Regions from separate parts of the Homo sapiens genome. Here region 1 is linked to region 2. Evidence: chromatin loops called from intact Hi-C (ENCODE). Cell type or tissue: HCT116. All regions are shown on one strand. Links, peaks and the distances in the headings refer to the core of each region. The heading gives the core; the rest is flanking DNA. Region 1 overlaps CXCL14 (C-X-C motif chemokine ligand 14). Region 2 has its middle 14 kb from the start of TIFAB.

Evidence for each region. Peaks named below come from ENCODE experiments on the same cell type or tissue, not always from the same donor. Only the 100,000 strongest peaks of a DNase experiment are listed, where the experiment ranks them.
Region 1: a loop joins it to region 2, with 5 times the contacts of the local background. A loop is called at or near these places in 18 of 110 quality-filtered maps.

Annotation. Positions count from the first base shown.
Region 1 is chr5:135,565,142-135,573,229 of GRCh38, reverse strand. It overlaps CXCL14 (C-X-C motif chemokine ligand 14), which reads left to right. Exons shown (of 4, transcript NM_004887.5): 4 at 1,362-2,551. The coding sequence ends at 1,377. Among named protein-coding and RNA genes, the nearest start is that of CXCL14, 9.8 kb to the left of the region's middle. RefSeq lists enhancers at 2,749-3,249, 3,982-4,911, 7,542-8,062. In HCT116, for the core only: a CTCF peak has its summit at 2,845 (motif pointing right); a DNase peak (open chromatin) is centred at 2,859.
Region 2 is chr5:135,462,584-135,470,671 of GRCh38, reverse strand. No RefSeq gene overlaps it. Among named protein-coding and RNA genes, the nearest start is that of TIFAB, 14 kb to the right of the region's middle. RefSeq lists an enhancer at 4,107-4,156 and a silencer at 4,357-4,496. In HCT116, for the core only: a CTCF peak has its summit at 4,391 (motif pointing left); a DNase peak (open chromatin) is centred at 4,351.

The DNA.
Region 1 (8,088 bases), core at 383-5,382, 100 kb before region 2:
GCCCTGTGTCATCAAAACTGGCAGAAGGCTAATCCCATGGGCAGGTTATGGAAGAGGCTGAGGGCATCTTGATCTGATTGCTGGGGGATACTCAAACCTTTAGCTCACCTTGCTTCTCCCCTCCACCTGAGCTGCAGCCTGGAAAAGGAGGCACCCACAGGTCTAAACATGGCCCTGCTTTTTTTTTTCCTGAAAATTCCAATAACAAAAGCAACGAGAGCCTCTCACTACCAGGCCTTCTCTCACTTTGCTATAAAATTAGTTCACCCCTCTTTCTTAGAGTGTTGAGGTCCCTGCCCTCCCCACCTCCCTCCCCTGAAACAAGTTGAAAATATCTTAATGAACATAGAACAGTGATAAAGGAAGTGTTTGAAGTCCTCTTTGTACAGAGAGAGAGAGAAAGAGAATGCCAAAGCTAGGTTGGAGGAAGTAGAAGGGTATACGGTGGGCTCAGGCCCATGGGGGCCACACAGAGGAGCTCTGTGCACTTCAGAGACCAGAGCTTCCAGGGAGCTTCTGGCCACCACAGGAAGCAGCCTAGTCAGGCATTTTATTTCAATGGATAATTCAGTGGTCTTACTCAGAAATCAAGAACGAGACAGAAAAGTGATAGGCTAAGTGTAACGTATGGCCCCAGGGCAGCCATGGGGCAGAACTAGAAGAAAGCAAAATATCTAACTGGGCACAGCTTGAGAGGTGAGGGGAAGGTGGGGCTGGGAACGAGTAGAGATGAGGCAATGCAGCCAGGAGCAGGGACTGAGGGGCACAGGCCTCCTGCACCACTGCCCCACCCCACCAACCACCTCTTCTGTCTCCAGGAAGCAGCTTCTAGAGCTAGCATTCTTCTGGAGGACATGCATTATTTGGGCAAAATACAAAGAAATATACAAGCCTAAGTCAAGTAAGGGAATGCCTCCCACCCTTGCTATTTTCTCTAAATAGAGAGGCTGAGTACAGACGCGGAAAGAAACAAGGAGGTGTGGGAGCAGCCCGCCATGCTAGAGAAAGACTACATTCCTGCCACTAACAGTCGGTGGCCACTGGGCAAATCTTAAGTCTGTGGTGCCTCAGTTTCCTCATATGCAAAGCGGGTTTGTTCCATAGGCCTCTGAGGACAAAATGAGATTGCAGAAGTGAGATTGCAGATGGTTAGAAAAGACAAAGCCACACTGGTGTGAGTTTTCATGGTCCCCGGGACCACATCCTCAGAAGGATCCCTCCCACTTCTCCTGGGGGTTCCTGCAGTTCTGGGACAGGGGCATTCCCTGCAGACCAGACGTGAATGAAGCCGCTTAGCCAGCATCTTGTGAACGGCCTGCCTCATGTCCTGAGCCACTTACACATGTGTTTTTTCTCCCCAGGGTCTACGAAGAATAGGGTGAAAAACCTCAGAAGGGAAAACTCCAAACCAGTTGGGAGACTTGTGCAAAGGACTTTGCAGATTAAAAAAAAAAAAAAAAAAAAAAAAAAAAAAAAAAAAAAAAAAAGCCTTTCTTTCTCACAGGCATAAGACACAAATTATATATTGTTATGAAGCACTTTTTACCAACGGTCAGTTTTTACATTTTATAGCTGCGTGCGAAAGGCTTCCAGATGGGAGACCCATCTCTCTTGTGCTCCAGACTTCATCACAGGCTGCTTTTTATCAAAAAGGGGAAAACTCATGCCTTTCCTTTTTAAAAAATGCTTTTTTGTATTTGTCCATACGTCACTATACATCTGAGCTTTATAAGCGCCCGGGAGGAACAATGAGCTTGGTGGACACATTTCATTGCAGTGTTGCTCCATTCCTAGCTTGGGAAGCTTCCGCTTAGAGGTCCTGGCGCCTCGGCACAGCTGCCACGGGCTCTCCTGGGCTTATGGCCGGTCACAGCCTCAGTGTGACTCCACAGTGGCCCCTGTAGCCGGGCAAGCAGGAGCAGGTCTCTCTGCATCTGTTCTCTGAGGAACTCAAGTTTGGTTGCCAGAAAAATGTGCTTCATTCCCCCCTGGTTAATTTTTACACACCCTAGGAAACATTTCCAAGATCCTGTGATGGCGAGACAAATGATCCTTAAAGAAGGTGTGGGGTCTTTCCCAACCTGAGGATTTCTGAAAGGTTCACAGGTTCAATATTTAATGCTTCAGAAGCATGTGAGGTTCCCAACACTGTCAGCAAAAACCTTAGGAGAAAACTTAAAAATATATGAATACATGCGCAATACACAGCTACAGACACACATTCTGTTGACAAGGGAAAACCTTCAAAGCATGTTTCTTTCCCTCACCACAACAGAACATGCAGTACTAAAGCAATATATTTGTGATTCCCCATGTAATTCTTCAATGTTAAACAGTGCAGTCCTCTTTCGAAAGCTAAGATGACCATGCGCCCTTTCCTCTGTACATATACCCTTAAGAACGCCCCCTCCACACACTGCCCCCCAGTATATGCCGCATTGTACTGCTGTGTTATATGCTATGTACATGTCAGAAACCATTAGCATTGCATGCAGGTTTCATATTCTTTCTAAGATGGAAAGTAATAAAATATATTTGAAATGTACCAAAATTCTAGACTGCCACCTTTTTTCTATTTAATTAAGCTAGGATGACAATAAAATGTTTACCATGTCCTGAAAAAATAAGGACAAATATGCTGGGAAAGAAAACTGGTATTTCCCAAATACCTGTCAACACCATCACCTCTGTGGAACGTGTGGAGCTGTCATTACAGTCAGGAAGCCAAGAAGCCAGGCCTTGAGGCTAAGGCTCCTTCCCCGACGATTCCTACCCCTGCAGCAGGTGTATCAGAGCAGGCAGGTTGGAGCACAGGGAACTAGAGGGTCACGATCCCAGCCTCCTCCACGCAAGACCACACTGAGCCTCAGCACCAGAGGGCAGCAAAGAGGCTGGATGCCTCAGCCAAGGGCTCTCCAAGTTCCCTGGGGCTGCATAAGGACGGCAACAATAGAGGACTGGTGTAATTATTGCCTACTGTGAGCCAGACCCTGTGCGGGGAGCCTTACATGCCCTATCTCTTTGAATCCTGGTAACAACCACAACGGGGGTGGTTCTATTGAAGCTCCATTTTACAGATGAGGAAACCAAGGCTTAAAGAGGTGAGCACATCACTCATATTCTCCCACTTAGAGAAGATAGTAGATGGGGCCAGTCAAGATACCCTGGGGTCCAGGGCCCCAAGATGCCAGGGGGACTCGGGGAGGTGGGAAATGCCCACCTGGGAGGCTGTGGGACTCTGGAGCTGGGCAGACTCTGGACTCTGGAGGCGTGGGAGCCACGCCTGGGAGATACTGGAGCTGTTCCTGCTCCTGCCAGGTGGACAGGTGGACAGTAGGGCACACCTCATTGTGCTTCTAGGGACTGCATGTCGTAGGCCCATGTAAAGCACTTAGCAGGATACCAGGGCATGGTGAGCACGTGGTAATGGAAGCCCTTTTTTTATTTTTTTATTTTTATTTTTTTCCTGAGACAGGGTCTTGCTCTGTCACCCAGGCTGGAGTGCAGTGGCACGATCATAGTTCACTGCAGCCTTGAACTCCTGACCTCAAGGGATCCTCCTGCCTCAGCCTCCCAAGTAGCTGGGACTACAGGCACATACCACCATGCCTGGCAAGATGGGATCTCTCTATGTTGCCCAGGACAGTCTCAAACTCCTGGACTCAAGTGATCCTCCTCCCACCTCAGCCTCCCAAAGTGCTGGGATTACAGGCATGAGCCACCATGCCCAGCCAGAAGCTATTTTAATAAGCACAACACCAGACCAGCCACTTTGCACTTTGTACCAACTACCCACAGCCCTGCATCTCACCGTATCCTAAAGTCAGCCAGGCCCTGAAACAGGCCTCTCTGCCTTCCCTGGGTTCTCCACACCCAGAAGGACTCCACCCTGTCTGCTACACTAGCAACTGGAAGCCAGTCACCCATGTCCCCTTCACCTCCCCGGAAGCTTCCTGAAACACTGGTTCTGCACACACTTACGAGGACACCCAGCAAGTACCCTGTCTCAGCATGTCCCCGGCAAGATGCTACCACAAACGCTTTTATCACCATCTTATTTCCTCCTGGCGGCTTCAGATTACACCACATGTATTCCTGAGGAAGCTGAAGATCAGAGAGGTTGAGAAAGTTGCCCAGAGTCACACAGCTACCACTCATCACACCCTCCAATGGCTGGGCCTGGCAGCCTTTCTGCTGAGGGGTGGAGGAGGGGCAAGCTGAGGCCACAGTGAGCTGGTGACCATGAATGCCCTGCAGCAGCCCTGCCTTTCCCTTCATTATGGAGAAAGAAGGTAGACTAGACAGGGAAACCCCAAGACCAACAGACAGAACAGAATGCAAGAGCCCCAGAAGACAGTGCATACCAGGGCAGGGCAGGGCAGAGCAGAGGCCAAGCCTCTTGCTGGGAGCCCTGAACCCTGCCTGGCCTCAGAGCAGCACCAGTGGAGCCTCAGGAGGGAAGGGCAGTGTACAAAGCTGGCTGAAGAGCCCCGGCCACCGAGAGCAAAAGCTGCTCCAAGACAGCACAGGCCGTGGGGTGCCGCTTGTAAACAAGCCATACACACTCCCTGTCTTTGCTGGGGCTCTCCTCGTCCTGCCTGTGGCTCTAGTGCTAGGCCACCCTCCTCTAACTCTGCTGGCCCCGATGGTCCCTCCCTTCTCTGACATCCCAAGTTACAGATTGGATCATTAATAACAGCAACAGTGTCACCTCACACTGGTCCAGCCACTGATCCGGGCACTCACCCAAGCACTGGCCCCACATGCTCTGTCTGCACTCCCACAATGCGCTATGTGGCAGGTGCCCAGAGAAGTGAAGCACTTTGCTTAGGACAGTAGAGGAAGTCCTGGAAGTCAAGCCTCAGCTGGTCAAAGCGCAGAAACGGTGGAGAGTCTGCATGTAAATATCTCCATTCCCTACAGAGATGGGGTCCCAGGACAACAGAGGCTGGGCTATGCTTCCAGGGAGAGCTTGGGCCCTTTCCTCCCGCAGACAGGGATTAACCTGACCACTAAGAATAGACTCTGAGCCCAAACACTTCACCAAACACCAAATGAGGACCCACAGGCGCCTAGAACTGTGCGAGGCTCCAGGGAAGAATCTTCTCTCCCCGGCTACAGACCTGTTTCCTGTACCTCTTCTCTGGGCCTCCCAGTATCCCTATGAAGTGTCCACTTGCCAGCTTCCAGGAAAGAGAGTAATCCCAGTGCAGCAAAGCAAGGCCAGGTGGCCTTTCAGAGCGGGCTCTGCACTGGTGGCTCTCATGGGCTTCCCTGGATAAGAGCAAGCTTCTCCTCTGCACACAGGGCAGACCCGGCCCACATACAGGCCCCACCTCCACTGGAGCCACTGCATCCTCACAGTTAGGCTTGTTTTGATTCCAAATGCCATTGCCCTGACTTCCCATAGGCTCGTCCTGAGCAGGCCCTGGTGCTGTAGTGGGCTGACACCAGCATGGCCATGTCCTCAGAGAGCTCCAGCCTAGCCCTGCAGTTCAACTCCTCCACCTCACCTGACCGCTCTCAGATCTACTCCACTCAGAGCTTCTCCTGGTCATCCTGGACTGACTACATAATTTGCAGGCCTAGGTGCAAAAAAAAAAAAAAAAAAAAAAGATGCAGGCCTCCCGTTCAAAAATTATTAAGAATTTCTAGACGGCAACAGCAGGGCATTAAACCAAGCATGGGGCCCTTTCCAGACATGCTCTGTGCAACTCACATGTCACAAACCCATGGGGCCAACCCTGCCTCCAGTATCAACTCTAATATCCATATAGGTGACTCATTTTGGTCCTGAATTATTACATAATCTGCACTACAGTTTAACAGTTTTATTTGAACCTGAGCATCTAAGAAGAAGCCCTTCTTAGAAACCAGGAGCTGTGTCATATGCTGCTTTGTAAAAACCTCCCAGAATCTATGATAGCACTTACGAGGTATTCAAACACAGTTGAATTAATATTAGGATCATAGGGAGATCCCTGAGAACATGCTTTCTTCACGCATTCCTGAGCTACTGCTATGTGCAAAACTCTGCTGGGCACCATGGGGAACAGAGGTATGACTGGCTGTGCTCCTTTATCCTCAAGGACAGAGTTCAACCATTCATTCACCCAGCTACTGTTGCATGATTAAACATCTGCTCTGTGCTGGATGCTGGAGATGGCCCCTCCAGAAACTCAGTCTACAGGGAGGCAAAGAAGCTGCCTGAAATTGCCTGTTGGTCTGACTGCCAGACGGACTCACGGCAGACTCTGGGGCAGCCCCAAAGAGCGGGTGTCTCACCCAGGGTCAGAGGAGGAGACTGATCAAGACATCTGTCAGTCCTGGGAAGGCTCATGGCAGATTGCAAGTCATTATCAGGCAAGAAAAAAAAAAAAAAGGTGCTGATTCCATCCTGGCTCTCACATGGCCCGTGGCCGCCACGCCCATGTGCGATGAGATGGGCTAGCTGCGGCAGAGCACCAGGGGCAGAGAAGTAGAGAACACTGGGGGATTTAGAGGAGGCCCGGGAGCATCGGCCATGCCCCAGATGCATGTCCACAGAGCCCAGCCCCAGCCTCAGTCCCCACTCCCCTCTCGCCCAGCTCCCTTCTCTCTGCCTGTCCTGCCAGGACACCGTGATGGGGGCCTCCGGAACCTCAAAGGCAAAGAAGCCCACACAACCCTTCCTGCTCAACCTCCACACAAGGAAGACACCGTGCTGCTTTTTAGAGCCCCTGGGGTGTTTTCTTCTCCTCCTGTTTTTGAAAAGTTACATGGATATTCTTGGAGGTCTTCAAGAAAGCACTAAAACCCTAAGCTATTTTCTTGCTTTCAAAGTAACATTTCCCAGCTTCCTCCACGCAGGTCCGCGCTGAGCCTCACCACCAGAGGGCAGCCAAGAGTCCGGGTGTCTCAGCCAAGAGCTTTCCAAGTTCCCCGAGGCTGCATGAGGACAGCGACAAGGACTAGTGTAATTATTACCTACTGTGAGCCAGACCCTGTGTGGAGGGCCTTACATACCCTATCTCATTGAATCCTGGTAACGACCACAACGGGGGTGTTCTATTGAAGCTCCATTTTACAGATGAGGAAAACAAGGCTCAGTGAGGTGAACACATCACTCGTGTTCACACAGCTAGCAGGTGGAAGAGACAGGATTCAAACCCACGTGTGTCGGGCTGCAAGGAGACTGTCTGCTCTCTGAAGTACACAGTGTCTTACAGTTCCTGTCCACCCCAGCCCACAGGATGCTCCACTGTGCTCTCATGCTCCGGCTCAGGGCTGACCCCCTGTTTATCAAATGGAGATTAATCACCCAGTTAACCTGGGCCACACGAACAACCAGCCTCAGCCAGGTTTGTTTTGCTGGTGTCTAGTTCTGTCTCCTACAGGCAGACATCTGCAGAAATCACATGCTCCTCTAGAGCCTCTCCCCCCGATCCAGAAAGGGAGCCCCGGAGCTGTGAAACGGCTGCTCCAGCTCTCATTTGGTAGACACAAATTCCACTTCAGTAGAGGAGCAGCAGGGTTGGTTTTCCCCCAACACCAAATACACTGAAGACGCAAAATGACCATGATGTCGTCAAGTTCAACTCAACGCTTTGGTTAGAAGCAAAATGATCTTCTGTTGGGTAAAAAATCAATTCAAAGCTGGATTTCAAATAATCTGCCCCATTTCACAATGAGGACAGAGTTGATATTCCGGGATGAGTGGTAGGCATGTCTAATTAGATGCAGATGAGACTCTGATCTAATATTCAAAGTTTTTCCCCCAGAGCAACGGGGATGATGAAGCAACAAGCTCTTTCTTTCAACCCATTGTTATTTAAAGGCAGTGCTCACACAAGAATCATTTCTAAATCACAAAGGCTTTTTTCCCCTGAAATAATGGCCTGCAAAGATAGACTGGAGTTAGGTATTCACATCGGTACAGCCAAAAAAAATGTCATAAGCCAAGAAAAGTACGAGACAAAGCATACCCTTCAATTCATTTATAGCTACTAGGGTACCAATCCTGCTGATTCCACATATTTTGAGGGGAGCAAAGTTTAACCAACACAATAGCAACAACCGCACTTTCTTTCTCACCAAACTCCACTATAA
Region 2 (8,088 bases), core at 1,947-6,946:
AAGTGATGTGTATCCTATCAGAAGGTGCTTGATGCTGAATTGTTCCACGTTGGGGATGTTAATTTTGATCATTTAGTTAAGGTAGAGTCTGCCGGGACTCTCCACTGTGAAGCTACTATTTTTCCTTTGTAACTAATAAGTGAAAAGGTATTTTGAGACCATAAATATCCTGATCCTCATCAAACTTTCACCCATTAGTTTGAGCATTTATTGATGATTTTGCCTGAATCAAGAATTGGTTTTGCAAATATTATTATTTAATAACTTAATGTTTGCAAAATGGTGATTTTTGAATTCCATCATTCCTTCTGCATTTGTTAGTTGGCATTTTACTATACAGAAATGCTTTTCCTTCTATTCATGGATTAATTGTTAATTTATTTATGCCAGTTTAGACTCATAGATTCTTCTTTTATTCGACCGGGTTACAATACTATCATTTATTTGATGTTTAAATTGTTCCAGATGCAGCTTGTGGGAGCCTCTTCAAGCTGGTTTTCTTGTCCTTTCATGCCTCCATCCTTTTTTGCATACTCCCTTATTCTCTGACGTAACAAGACGCTGCAGGCTCATCTTGTACTTTTCCTGTCTCAGCCCTGAAATCAGACAGCCTACAAGGAACCCTGGTTCTTTTTATTCGTCAATGGTATTTAGAAACTGAAATCTGAGTAAGTGTGCTCATTGCTACTGTGGTTTTATTGTTTCTAGACCATTTCATTATACAGAACTAGGAAATATATGTATTATATATGTACATATACGTGTGTGTATATATATATATATCTATCTCTGTGTGTGTGTGCATATCTCCAATCTTCCAGCTCCAATTCAACGCCATAGAATTATTGCAAACCTTCCTCAGTTCACTATTTGTGACTTTAATACATTCATTCATTTGCTCAATCTTACAATACACAGTATATGGCTATACCCATAACACTGTGAAGGCACTCTTTCTATGTAGAGTTCAATATTGGTGTGCAGCTTTCTTTGCCTTTACACTGGGGGTATGTAGTCAAAAGTATTGGGTCCAACAGTTACTTGGCTTTCCTTTTCTCCCTTTAGTATAGTTATTCTGTTCCTTGGAAGTACAAATTAGGTTTATTTGCTTCTGTTTGTATTTCATTTTGATGTTTTCCCCCTCCTAGTTGATTTAAAGGAGGCTGTACCCTTAATCACTAACTGTTGTTATAATTCTTGTTCAGCTGTGGGTCCAGGTAGTACAGGACTCACACACTGCCCACACATTGCCCATACTACCTGCACCCACATCTGAACAAGAATTATAACAACAGTTAGTGGCTAAGGGTTGTTGTAGAATTTTTTCCTAATCCTACAATATCACATATGTTCATCCTGATTTACAATTCTGGGAGACCTTCCTAACCATCCATTCCAAATGTAGCTGCCACAGACCCTCTTCTCTTCTTCCAAACTGGAGTCCTACTTCCTCACTTCCTGGCCTCTGCCCACATGTTCCTCGACTCAGACATCTCCACTATGTCCTCTTAGGTGCCAAACCCTTCAAGGCCCACCCAAGTTCCACCTCCTCCAAGATGCTTTTGAGACCCTTAGGAGAACCAGACCCCAGCTCAACATGGTTAGGATCATAGGCTGGGCCCAAGGAGGTGGGGGGAGCCCCTGTGAATGAAATACCAAGTGGCCCTGGGTCATGTCCAGGCCCTAAGGTGCAACCCAAGTGGCTCCTATGACTGTGGATGTTCTGCTGTGCTTTGGCTTCTTTGAGGGGAGACTCAGAGGCAGGAAGTTCCTGTGAAACTCATACACTTAATCAAGTTTTCCTACTATGTGAATGGAGCCTGCGGGAAAGTGGACCCACTGGCAGAGCCCTGATATTAGGAACTGGAGCAAACCAGTTCAGTTCCTCTGTGGAAAGTCCATCCCGGAGGGTGGGAGGCAGTGGGCTCTGGGATGTAGGGAATCTGAAGGCTAGGTTTGGGGCAGAATCTCCCTCCCTGCCCACACATACACACCCCCAAGTCCAGATACTTGTGCTCTCAGCAGCCCTGGGCAGCCCCCCATCAGGACACATGCCCTCTGCAGAACCCCATATGGAGAACACAACCCAGAAGAGGGGAACTTAGAGTTAGATGTCAAATAGCATCACCCCATAGTTCCACCAGTAGCCCCATCACAGAGGTCCTTCTTGTTTCTTAGCCCCCACCTTGGTTCCCAGGACTTTGGTCAAGCCTTGGAGGATTCCCACTCTCCCTTTGCCTGGGCTATGAAGCATGCAGTCCTCGTGGTGCTGACCGCCATCAGGGGCTCATGAGGGGTAGGCGCAGTTTGAGTTTTTAATATCTTGCCACTGGGTGCTCCTCCCTGGTCCACTGGCAGCCTCCATCCACTCCAGGTCCCTCCAGACACACACCCTCCTTGGATCCATGGCCCACAGGATGCATCTCTAATGCCCCATCAGCCCACCATGGCCTGTCAGTGTTGCAGAGACCAGCAGATGCTGCTGAGCCCTGAAGGATATAGTTTGGCATTCCAGGCAGTCTGTTTCCACTTGGGGACAGTGAGTGAAATTTAGCTCTTATTACTCAGACACTCCTCCCTCTGCATGCACATCTAATGAGGCAGTGTGTACCCCTGGACACACAAGCTGTTAAACTGCAGACAGGCTGCAGCTTTCCAGTGAGAGTGGATTTCAAGGGTGTATTTTTATAAGGAAGAAATGACATAAGCGTCCCCCTTTGTTATTTAAATTTCATGAAAATCAACTATAGATGGTGTGTAATTGAGCACAGAATAGGGCCCAGAATATATTCTGAAATAACGGGAGCCCTTTTATCAGGTTATATATGAAAAAAAATAGTCAAAGAAAAGCAAAATCTCCATGCAAAATAATGAACTATTTGAAGGAAGAAAAAAAAGAAAAAGGGGATGAAGTGCGCCTAGGAGAGTATTCAAGCAGCCGGTGTTTTTTTCTTGAGAAGTTTCTTGGGAGCGGAGTTTAGAGATGGGGTGGGTTGCAGTCATCATTGGTTGACCTGGGCTCAGAATCAGGCCGTACACATTACTTCAACCAGAAACCAGGCCAACGACATTGCAGGAGTCTTCCAAGGTGGATGACCCTATGTGAGGCCCAGAAGCACTGCAGGTCCTAAGAGGAGGCCTCCTACTGACCCTCCTCCCCACCCTACCCTCTGCACTTTCTGTCCTGTGGTCCCCGGAGGCCATGAGCCTGGGTAGCCAGGCACTCTGTTGGGAAATGAGAGCCGATCTGGGGGCTTGAGTCGGGTGGAGCCTGGTGGCGCCTGTGCTCAGGAGCTGGCCTGACTCCGGGCGGGTGTTCGCTTGCTGCTGTGGAAGGCTTCTTTGCACTGATATGTTCACAAGCGGCCCACAACAGGCCCCCTCTCTATCACCAGCAAAGGAGGGGCCTGACCCTGGTCTTCTCCACGCACCCTACTCCATGTGCTCACAGCTCAGCTTCTCCTGATGGGTCACTCATCTCATGCCTGAGATTTGCCTTCTCTGAACCTCCATTATCCCATATGCCTAACGAGGACGAGAACATCTCTGGAAAGGGTTGCTGTGAGGACAGCGTAGGAGACAGCGCTCAGCGTTCAGGCTCAGTAAGGTGCCAGCCACCTGATCGGTACTGAATGCAGACAGCACCTCCCTCTTTCTGGCAACCCCACCCCCCTCCACTCATTCCCTGCCGCCCCTGCTTCCTCTGGGGGCTCCCTGCAGCTGGAGCTCCCTGCAGAGGCCCGGGCCAGCCCTGACGCCTGGCTGCGGTGGACGCCCTCAGAGCTAGGGCACCCATCTTCCAGAGAAGGTGCCCAGGCTGAGCTTCGTCGTTAAACTCCGCAGAGCCTAGAGGTGCAACCGGAAAGAACAAGTCCCCTGGAAACGACCCCGCTGCTGCCATCGCCACTGCTGGTGCTGCTGCTACGGCAGGCCCTGGCTCTCCATGCAGTCTCCAGAATGCCCTCATCTACTCCCATTCATTTCTTGAGCACCACCTGTGTGCTTGGTCGTGCCTGGTCGTCTGAGGCACAGCCCTGCGGCAACGCTAACTCTAGCCTTCTTCCCAGGAGGCGCAAGTTTAGAAATCTTCCAGAAGGCGCAGTTTAGAAATCAAGTGCTCTCCGGTCCTAATTGCGGTCACACTGAGTTGCAGTGGCCCTGCGATGGCCTTGTATATCCTCTCCCAGGAAGGCTGAACACCCAGCACACAGGACAGACCCTGGTACTCAGCAGGTGCTGCATAAGCGTCTGTTAAATGCAGGACTGGAGCAGTGCAGAAACAGCTCTTACTCTGAAATCGCAGGCGCTTCCCGGGGAGTCCCGCACCGGCGCAGACGGCGGATCCAGGGCGTGGAGGGGGCCGGGGAACGGGTTCAGAGTGCCATCTACCGGCAGTTCGTCGGACTGGCAGGAAAGGCCTTGGCCCTGCGGCGGGATGGAGCCCCCCAGACTGCGCTGTTTGCTACGCTGCTCCGGATCCATTCACTCTCCAACCGCTCTGCAATCACTTCGCAATCACCAGTAAACTTTGCCGCCTACTTGAGAAGAGAAAGGTAGGGCCCAGGAGTAATTAGCAAGTCCTGAATTGTGCTGAGAATATCCAGGAAGGGGGCTTGTCTTTCACCAGCTTCTCCTGCGGAAGGGATTTCCCCCAAATTCTCTTTATTGGGAGGCTTTGAGCAGGAGCCAATGACTGCAGTTCCTGCAGAACCGGGGCAAGGGCCTGCTCCCTGGGGGACCGGCAGGGGCTGGGGTTAGTCAGACCCAGTGGACATACCAACTCTGCCACTTACCAGCTGTGTGACTGAGAGCAAGTTACTCTCTGCGCCTTAGCTTCCCCATCTGTAAAACAAGCCCCATGATAGTACCCCATGGTAGGATAGTTATGAGGATGTAAGCCAGATGTAACCCAGATGCCAGACACCCACTGTTCCCGAGGGTCTGGCTGCCCTTTAGTGTCCGATAGCAGAAGAGACCCAGCCTTCATCCTCCTTGGTCATCGTATGGCCAACTTTCATCCAGCTCCCCTCCCTCTGTGCCCTGGGAATCAACAGGTTGAGCTTGCCCACCCTGGCGATACCAGCTTGTGGCTGGTATTCCCTCATCTCACCTCCTGACTCAAGCTCCCCACTCTCCTTATCTCGGGTGATCTCTCGACATCTCATAACAAGTTTTCCCAGGCCCCACTGCTCCCCACAATGCTTCGGCTCACACGTGGTCAAGACTGCTGCTACATCTTAAAGCAAAGTAGGACCAGACCTGACTGGGATAATACTAGGAGAGAACAACAGAGCATGATGGAAACCTGCAAACTAGCTCCTGGGTGCGGCTAGGCTCAAAGTCCTGAAACCACAGCCCACAAAGGGGTCAGCATCCCCTCGAAGAGGGACTGCCCCAACCATATGGCCCTCTCCTCCAACAACACACTCCTCCAGCTTTCTGAGACTCTGTAAGGAAACTCGCTTCCTTTCTATTTCTGCAATTCCTCACATTTCTGCCCTGAGTGAAGACAACCTTTGCTGTGATTCTACAAAACAAAACTCTCAGTATTTTTCTTTTGCTGCCTGGAACCTCTGCATCCCAGAGCTGCAGCTTGGCTTTTTCTATGTAAAATCAAATGCCCTGTTAATTTTTTTCCCTTTTTCAAAACACAAAGAATAGGCTGCTCTCAAAGATGCCTCCTACAGAAACTAAAAGTCTAATGGGCCAGGCTCATGTGTGTGATCCCAGAACTTTGGGAGGCTGAGGCAGGAAGAGGATCACTTGAGGCCAGAAGTTCGAGATCAACCTTGCAACATAGGTTGGTCTCTACAAAAAAAAATAGAAACAAAAACTAGTCAGGTGTGATGATGTGTGCCTGCGGTCTCAGCTACTGAGAAGGCTGAGGTGGAAGGATGGCTTGAGCCCCAGAGGTCAAGGCTACAGTGAGCTGTGATCACGCCACTGCACTCCAGCCTGGGCAACAGAGTGAGACTGTGTCTCAAAAAAATAAAGTAAAATAAAAATAAAATGACAACGGTTGACATTGATTTTCTGATTCCTAGTCCACGATCCTGTGTAAGCTGTGTGCCTGTTTATCCCTTCACCAGTTCCCAACAACACTGTGAGGCAGTCACCATTTTGTCTGCATTTTTTAGAGGAGGAAAATAAGTATACGAAGGTTATGGGGGTCCCCCACATTCACATAGTTAAGTGTCTGTCTCCAGATTCAAACCCAGGCAATCTGGCTTCTTAAAGCTTCACCTTTAGCTTAAAGGTAAAAGCACAGGATCTGAGATTTCAAAAATGCTGGAGTCCCATCTTGGCTAGAACACCCTGTTACAAATGTGGGTGTTGAGTTTTCGCAGCATGGCTGGAGCACGGGAGGCGCCCAGCGAAAGGGGCACCTGGGGCCAGCAAAGCCTGTAGCCAGGCAATAGTGCACCAGAGAGGCAGCCTCCCATTCCACCCCTACCTCTCTAAGGGGTGATCTCTGAGTAAGGGGCATCTGTTAGCCTTGCCCCATCTCAGGCACCATCCTCAGTGGCTCACATCCCACGACAGCCGACATCCTTCAACAGCTCCTTTATTGTCTTGGAATAGAATCCAAACCCTCTACCAGAATCTAAAAGGCCCTGCAAGGACTATCTAACCCCACCTGGTTTCCAGCCATCTCTCTGTTACTGCTCTTCCCTTCGCTTGCAGGCAGTTCCCTGTCTAACCAAGGCTGCTGCTTCAGGGCATTTGCACTCAGGACCTCTCGGCCTGCTGCCTTACTCCCTTCAGCCTCTGATGAACCAGAATCTCCCCAGGGGGGGTTTCTGAATGCACAGTCATCCCCCACCGCAGCTACATGCTCACCATTCCTATTCGTTTCCTCCTTCCTTTCCAGACTGTCTCTAGAATGCAAGCTTCCTGAAGGAAGGCTTGCCAAACGTGATAGGCTTAGTAGTGGCCCCAAAGACACACCCACTTCCTAAACCCTGGAACCTGTGACTGTCACCTCATGTGGCAAAAGATGGGATCAAATTAAGGATCTTGAGATGGGGAGATTTCCCTAGATTATCTGGATTGACCCTAAATACAACGACAGTATCCTCATCACAGGAAGGTGGTGGGAGATTTCACACTCGGAGAAGAAGGCCACATGAAGATGGAGCAGAGAGATTTGCCCCAATAGAGAGACCCTGAGCACTCCAGTCTGTCTGGAACTAACACCAGCCACCCAGGCTATCTGCCCCATGCCCCAACTCACGTGTAGACTTTGGCTCCTTCATGGTGATTTCTGTTATTTGGTTCTGCGGGGGCTCATGTCCTAAGGAAAAAATTACATTTTGGCTAACTAGGGTTTACCACACCTCACAAAAGGATTGCAAACTCAAAGGCTTACAGGAGCCTAGAACATAAAATAAATATATACGAAACAGGACTGGGGGAACTGAGGCAAACTGGGATGGAGCGCCAAGCGTCTGCACCAGCAGACGAGTGCCCTGCAGGAACCCGAGCCCAGGCCAGCCTCATCTCCTGACTTTTCAGCTGAAGCTGCAAAAATTGAGGGTTTTATTTCCAGGCTTCCAATTTTAAAATGTTGACAACTTGGACAAAATGTATACAATACCACACTGTGTGGCCCATAGTAGCTGCTAGTTTCTTCTTTGCGGACAGGGACCCACTGAGGCAGAAGGCACCAAATCCAGGTGGCTCCTAGCTTGATTGGGGTGCCTGTCCTGAACATTAGGACCACTTTCCCTGCAGGATCCATGGGGGAATTCGATTCTCCCAAGTGAAAACATCAGAATTCAGTTGAATTCCGATGCAGCTGCACGTCTGCAACAAACACTTCCAACAAATAATAGAGTTGTGACATTCATCATTCCAACAATGAGAACAAATACCAGAATTGAATAAAAAGTTGTGTCCTTGATTTTCCTGGGTGCTGTTGTTGGAAGGCGGGGGTGGGGGGCACCTCAGCTCCTATCTAAAAAATCATCCAGGCCAAGCAGTTGTCAATTAAAGACTGAGAAAGGGAGGAGGGAAAGGCAGCCCTACTCACATCTCGCAGGGCAGCTCTCCACCTGAGCTGAGGTGGGCAGAGTTAATTCCTCCAAG